2 separate regions of the Homo sapiens genome follow, and region 1 is linked to region 2. The links are chromatin contacts, found by Hi-C in ENCODE. All regions are on one chromosome and are shown on one strand. Each heading gives the region's core, a stretch centred on a gene start or an enhancer-like site at or near the end of the contact. The rest is flanking DNA. Distances are from core to core; before and after follow the strand shown. Region 1 overlaps KIF6 (kinesin family member 6). Region 2 overlaps KIF6 (kinesin family member 6).

Evidence for each region. Hi-C counts contacts between places; a loop is a spot of excess contacts on that map. Pooled maps may share reads with other maps.
Region 1: a loop to region 2 is called in a map with no recorded cell type, with 2.4 times the contacts of the local background. The contact joins two enhancer-like sites. A Hi-C loop is called at or near these places in 1 of 168 maps with a recorded cell type or tissue (Right ventricle myocardium inferior), 17 of 37 single-sample maps with no recorded cell type and 4 of 50 pooled maps.

What each region holds. Positions count from the first base shown.
Region 1 is chr6:39,528,498-39,531,755 of GRCh38, reverse strand. All of the region lies in intron 13 of KIF6 (kinesin family member 6), which reads left to right. Among named protein-coding and RNA genes, the nearest start is that of KIF6, 200 kb to the left of the region's middle. RefSeq lists enhancers at 970-1,049, 1,070-1,129, 1,240-1,379. Within about 2 kb of position 1,420, at least 3 of the 41 ENCODE cell types and tissues checked have a DNase peak (open chromatin) inside an H3K27ac peak, as active enhancers do.
Region 2 is chr6:39,400,324-39,403,873 of GRCh38, reverse strand. All of the region lies in intron 15 of KIF6 (kinesin family member 6), which reads left to right. Among named protein-coding and RNA genes, the nearest start is that of KCNK16, 79 kb to the right of the region's middle. Within about 2 kb of position 1,578, at least 2 of the 41 ENCODE cell types and tissues checked have a DNase peak (open chromatin) inside an H3K27ac peak, as active enhancers do.

The sequences.
Region 1 (3,258 bases), core at 171-2,670, 130 kb before region 2:
GATCTGGGGCAGATTGGATGCTGGGGGTAAGGGTGAGGATTGGCCCCCTGGTGTCTGGGTGGCTGGTGAGGCTTTTCATGGAGACAAGAACCGTGAGTGCCTTCCCTGGCCCCACAATTTCCCCAATTGACATTGTTGGCTATAGAGAGCATGGGATTGGCATCTCTGCTGAAATAAAATCGGTACTCATGTTAGAACCTCATGGCTTATGATAGAGGAGGAGCTCTGTTTACTGGCCTTTTCCAAAGGCACACACTATTGTACCCATGCAGAAATGGCCTCAGATATCACTGCCCAGCCCCTTGTTGTGTGCCAGGCCTTTTCTATTTCTATGTCTTCTTGCCCACACCATCTCCCTTCTCATAATTCTTCTTCCCCACAGCATCTTATAATCACTCTCCTTCCTTATAATTATAGTCAAGAGTTTCAGTAACTCTTTTCCTCCCTTGATATTGCTATTGAGACAGACTAGAGTTTTGTTTGGAGAATGAATAAAGTTTACTTGAATAGAAAATCATTGAAAAAAGAATGGAAATTTTTTGTAAGGTCCAAATACAAATGAGGTTAAAGTTTTGAAGAAGAGACTTCTATCTGAAAGGGTTTTTGAGTTGTTTTCACTGTTATTGGATATAGTTCTACCAATAACTTTAAGCAGAGGTAGGCTCACAAATGGAATGATAATGATCTCACCATTTGGGGGAGGGATTGATTGGGGATTGATGTGTTTTTTTTTGGCAAAACTACAAATAGGATGAAAATTGTTGTGGATGAATCAAGGCGGCAAAGCAACAGGTAATGGGATAGTTCATTACAATATTTAAGATTCTAGGAGCTGATCAGGCTTTTATTATTCCATTATTTTATATACAAGAGGCTTGTATAAACTAAACCAAATACAAAAAAATTAATAAGTATGTTGTTTTGAAAGAATTTCTGCCTTATGTCAGTGTTAACAGTTTCTATTAACTGTCCCTAGGGCTGCTTCTAATGCAGAAAGTAAGTAAATCTGACCATCTCTGAAACTGCTGTGAAACTGTCTCCCCTTTGACAACCCTCTCTCATTTCCCATTCACCTCCACTTTACCAATTTATGCTGAAAATAACTCCCTTCAGATTAGAAAATGAAACCGAATTCATGGTTCCCTAGAGAGCCCTGCAGAGTCATTGCGCAAGCAGCCTGACATGGCCAAGGAAGGTTAGGGGCTTTGGGGCTTTTTGTTGTTGTTTTGGAGTTTAAATGTCTGTTTTGGTTTCATTGAAATAATGAGAGAGATTGTTCCGCTCCGTAGTTTGGAAAGAGTTGTATTGTTCACTTTAAAATAGGAGGCATTTTAAGGTTGGAGTTTTTTAAAAATTTCTTTCTGTTTTAGTTTTCTGACTGCCTATTCTAAATAGTCACCTGGAACCAGTCAGTGTTCTGAGAGCCCTGATGACTCACCACCTCCTTTAACTCTTTGAGATACCAACAGAACCCACTCATCACAGATGATGCCATTGGCATTTTAAAAGGTGAAATGAAAGCCAAAGCTGTAGCCTGGAGGCTCCAGACCCTTATCTCCTCCTCAATGAGAATTTGTTGAGTCCCTGCTGTGTATATAGAAAGGCCCAGGGTACCAGGGTACATGCTGTAGGCAATGCCAAGGTGAACGGAGAATGGGTCTCTGGTTTGGGGAGCTTACATTTAAACAGTGGAGGCTGGCTTTGTACCCAAAGAGCAGAGACTGAAATAACAAGTGCTCTAAGCAGGAATTGGAAGAAATACTCTGTGAATTCAAAGGAGAAGGAGAGGATTTAATAAGTAGGTTGAGAAAAGCATTACAGAGCAGGTGACATGAAAGTTAAATCTCAAAGGATGGGCAGAATTTGGACATTCAAAGATGGAAGAAAGAACATCTCAGTCTTAAAGAATAATGTGAACATTTATATGTCTTCTTAAGAGGAATGTCTATCAGGTCACCCTTTTTTTTTTGAGACGGAGTCTCGCTCTGTCGCCCAGGCTGGAGTGCAGTGGCATGATCTTGGCTCACTGCAAGCTCCGCCTCCTGGGTTCATGCCATTCTCCTGCCTCACCCTCCCAAGTAGCTGGGACTACAGGCGCCCACCACCACGCCTGGCTAATTTTTTGTATTTTTTAGTAGAGACGGGGTTTCACTGTGTTAACCAGAATAGTCTCAATCTCTTGACCTTGTGATCTGCCCACCTTGGCCTCCTAAAGTGCTGGGATTACAGGCATGAGCCACTGCGCCTGGCCAGGTCACCCATTTTTAAATTGAATTATTGGTTTTCTTTCTGTAGAGTTATTGGATTTTCTTATAAATATCTTATCTATTTCAGATATGAATCCCTGATCAGCTGTATGGCTTACAATATTTTCTCCCAATTCATAGGTTGCCTCTGCTCTCTGTTGTTTACATTGTTCTGCAGAAGCTTTTTATTTTTATGTAACCCCATTTGTCTAATTTTGCCTTTGTTGCCTACACTTTCTGGGTCAAATCTAAAAAATTATTGCCCAGATCAGTGTCATGTAGTTTTTTCCCCCATCTTTTCTTCTAGTAATTTTTCAGTTTCAGATAAGTTTAACTCTTTAGTCCATTTTGAGTTGATTTCTGAATATGGTGTGAGATAAGCATCCGGTTTTGTTCTTCTGCATATAAATAGTTGTCCCAACACCACTTATTGAAGAGTCTCTTTTTCTCCTTGTGTATTCTTGGCATCTTTGTCAAAAATCAGTTGAGTCTACATGTGTGGTTCATTTCTGAGCTCTCTATTCTGTTCCATTGGTCGATGAGTCTATTTGTATGCTAGGACCATGCTGTTTGTTCTTTTTACTCATGATAGCTTTGGATATTCAGGGGTTTTTGTGGTTCCATATGAAATTTAGAATTTGTTTTTTCTATTGCAATGAAAAATGATTTTGGAATTCTGATAGGGAATACATTGAATCTATAGATCACTTTAGTAACATGGACATTTTAACAATATTAATTCTTCCAGTCTATGAACAGATACATGAAAAAATGTTCAATATCACCAATCATTAGTGAAATGCAAATTAAAAACTGCAATAAGATACCAAGTCACACCTGTCAGAATAGCTATTATCAAAAAGACAAGAGATGACAAGTGTTGGGGAGGATGTGGAGAAAAGGGAACCCTTGTACACTGTTGGTGGGAATGTAAATTAATACAGCCATTGTGGAAAACTATATGGAGGTTCCTAGAAAAACTAGAAATAGAATTACTATATGATCCAGTAAT
Region 2 (3,550 bases), core at 329-2,828:
ACAATGATGAGATATGACCATTTGTTTATTAGAATAGCTTAAAATGTTTTTAATTTTTTAACTGACAATACCAAGTAATAGCAAGGATGTGGAGCAACTGGAACTCTTGTATGTTGCTAGTCAGCATGCAAAATGGGGCAGACACCTTGGACAACAACTTGGCCATTTCTTACAAAATTCAACAGACATACCATACAAGCCAACTACCTACCCTAGAGAAATGAAAACTTAGGTTCACACACAAACTTGTATGCAGATGTTTGTAAGGGTTCTCTTCATAATTGCCAAAAACTGGTGGTAACCCAAATGTCCTTCAGTGAGTGAGGGGATAGACTTCAATAGAGTGCATACAATAGAACATTACTCAGCAATAAAAAGAGCAGACTGCTGGTAAATAAGACAACATGAGTGACTCTCAAAGGCATTGTGCTGGATGAAAGAAGCCAGTCTCATAAAGCCTCCTACTATCTGATTCCAGCTATATGACATTCTGAAAAAGTGAGAACTTCCACAATGCAGGGCAGGGGTGGGAGAAGGGTGTGAGTCCAACATGGCCTTGTGAGGGAGTCCAGGGGTGACAGAACTCTTGGGGATCCTGCTTTTGAAGGTGGCTACACAAATCTATGTGTGTGTCCAAACCCATGATGCACACACATGCTCCCAAGTCAATTTTACCATATTTAATAATAAATAAAAAATAAAACAGTATGAATCCACCAAGGAAAGAAGACAGGAGGGAATATCAGACAACCCACCTCAGCTTTTATAAAAGAAATGACCTCAGCTGTCATTTTAAAATGAATCTTATGTTGGAGAACAGAATTTTTTTTTTAATTTCTCTAGAAAGAGCACTTTAGGTAATTGGGTATGGGTTGATGATACAGGTTGTGGTGAATTATTTCAGGCTGAACGCAGTAGGAGCTTTTGCCACAGCTTTTCCTCAGTTTGGTCAGGGCAAGTAGGAAATTGAGGGCTTCTACGATGAGGACTTTGGGCAGAAAGCCTTGGTCTCAGGTTTATTCATTCAGTAATTTATGTACATCTGTAAAGTTGGAGGCCCTGTGGAAAACACACAAATCCATAGGAGAGTCCCCAGCCTCAGGATACCTGTAAGGTGGTTGAGAAGATAGGACACAGGAGGCCCTCAGGATTGAGCCTGCAATTACTCTGCAGACTCCCCTTATAAACCACCCAGTGGGGGCTTCTCAGTCAGGCCTCGTTGGTGGAGTAATAGGTCACTACAAATAAGTGCCCTGTAAAAGACTTGGGAACATTTCATCAGAGATAATCATTTGCAGTGCAATTTTCCCTTCTATGGCCAAGCCAGCAAAATTGATGGGTTTCTTAAATGTGCCTCAGGAGATTTTCTGATCTCTGTTCCACTTAAAGACCGTTTGGTTATTTTTTAGTCTGTCTCCACAAAACAGTATTTCATCAGGTTCCGCACAGCCAGAAATGTCTCTCCCTGACTTCCTAAATCACTGCAAGTTTCTGCCGGGCACAGCACGGAGTGAGTAAACAGGCCCATAGACCCAGGATTGAGGACAATTGTTTGCATTGTTCTAGGATGAGTCCTCGAAACGGCTTGAGTCCCTCATGCCCCTGGCACCTCTGCCAGGGTTGGTTGACAGTGCTTTCCATCACAGTAACACATCGTACCTTTTCCATTGCCCCAAGTAGAAGCTGAATTGAAGAGCTTCTGATGTCAGAGCTTCCTATCTGAGGTGTCACTGCAAAAAGGGAAACTGAGGCAGCAAGTGAGGAAAGAGTAGCTCACCTCAGCATGCAGAATGTGAGCCAAAGTCTAAGCAGTCTGCATTCTATTAAAATAGGGTCCATAGAAAACCAAGGGCTGCTACAGTTACTCCTATTTGCCAGGCCAGAAAACAAACCTGACTCCCAAAATACCAGCCAGGCCTATAAGAAATCAGGCAATAGACTAGCTAGAATGTTTCATTTCCTCTGCCTCTTTCTCTGCTAGTTTTGTTGCCAAAGAATTAGGTTTGTTTGTAAGAGACTATATTAACTACAGGCAGTAGTAATATTTTTCAGACAAGGATAATGAAAAACAAGAAATAAGGAACAGGGTAGATGTTGTCAGAGCCCCACCTGCATCCCTTCCACATGCCAGGCATGTGCACACTAGCATGACTTCACCTGCTAGCACTACCCACTCCCCCGAGAGCATTTTTCACCTACTCAAGAGATATATGTGGGGCAGGCTGGTGCTGGGGAATTAAAATCCCCTGCCCCGGGAGGACTCAATCAATGACTGTTGGCAGTTGGTGTATACGTACCCCAGCTCCCTCCCTCTGCAGGAGTGAGAGCTCTGAGGCATGTATCCTCTACAGGCCCCTAGAGTCTCCAAGTGGGATTGAGCTCCAATTGCCCATAGTGGAAAATGGCTTGCCATTGCCCCCTAGATTGGCTGCCTTCCCTCCATGTCTCACTTCCCTTGTCTGTTACCAGTGCTTCCAGGGATCATTTCCCAAATAAACTACTTGTACTAGGGTCTGCTTCCAGGAGAAACCACACTAAGATAGGGGGTATGGGGTGTTACCTCTGAGATAACTCAGATGGTGAAAAGAAGACAGAGGAAAATGGGAGCTGGATTATGCAGGCTTTCTCAACCAAAGTGACTTGAGCAACTGCAGAAAGGCTACTGGCCTCCGGCCACTGTAACAACTTCCTAGAAGTCACTGTCCTCATTGATAATGTTACACTATTAGGAATTAGGGGCACCTATTTGCCATTCAGATACTTATCTCTTCTTCATGTACGTGCAACATCTTAGCTTACCCATTGTTCACCCATTGTATTATCATCATTGGTGATTTCCTAAGATCCAGGTAAAAACCACCAATTCCTCTAAACACTGCCACATTGTTAAAATACCAACCCACAAAGGACTGTTGACGTTAGTCAGCTGACATGTAATCAATCCTTAGAAAACAGATTCCTGTGATTTCTGTGGTACAGAAAATCATTACATCAAGTGTATTGTCTCCAGCAGAAAATATCCTAAGGCCCACAGTAAACTTCTCACCAAAAACTGCATGTCATACACATTCACTCTTCATTGATACCCTTGACTGCAAAGAGAAAAGATTACAAATATCACCGTGGAGAAGGGGTCAGATCTGTTTCCAGTGACAGGCCAGAGTCAAAATCCTGTCGCATGAAGCTGAATGGATTCAGAAGCTTCTCCCCCACAACCCTCTTCCCCTCTCCTTGCCACACACTCACATGACTCCCCCAAAGCAAGAACTATCTCAAGTGGCAGCCTTTGGGGATAGAGAAAAATCTTTAGATTCCTTTATTAATTCCTTGGCCACCTCTCTGGCCTCCCAATGCTGACCAAGTCTAGCTCAGGTGTGTTTGTTTTGGAGCCCACAAGGCCTGGCCAGTGTGGCCGGTATAAAGCTGTCTGAAAAATACTTGCTTTTGATATTTTTAAGAAGGGCAAAAAGGAACACATTTAACCAGATTTCATTTCTTCAGCAGTTTGTGAGTTAGGATTGGCATGAGTTAGGAATATAATCATCCAGCC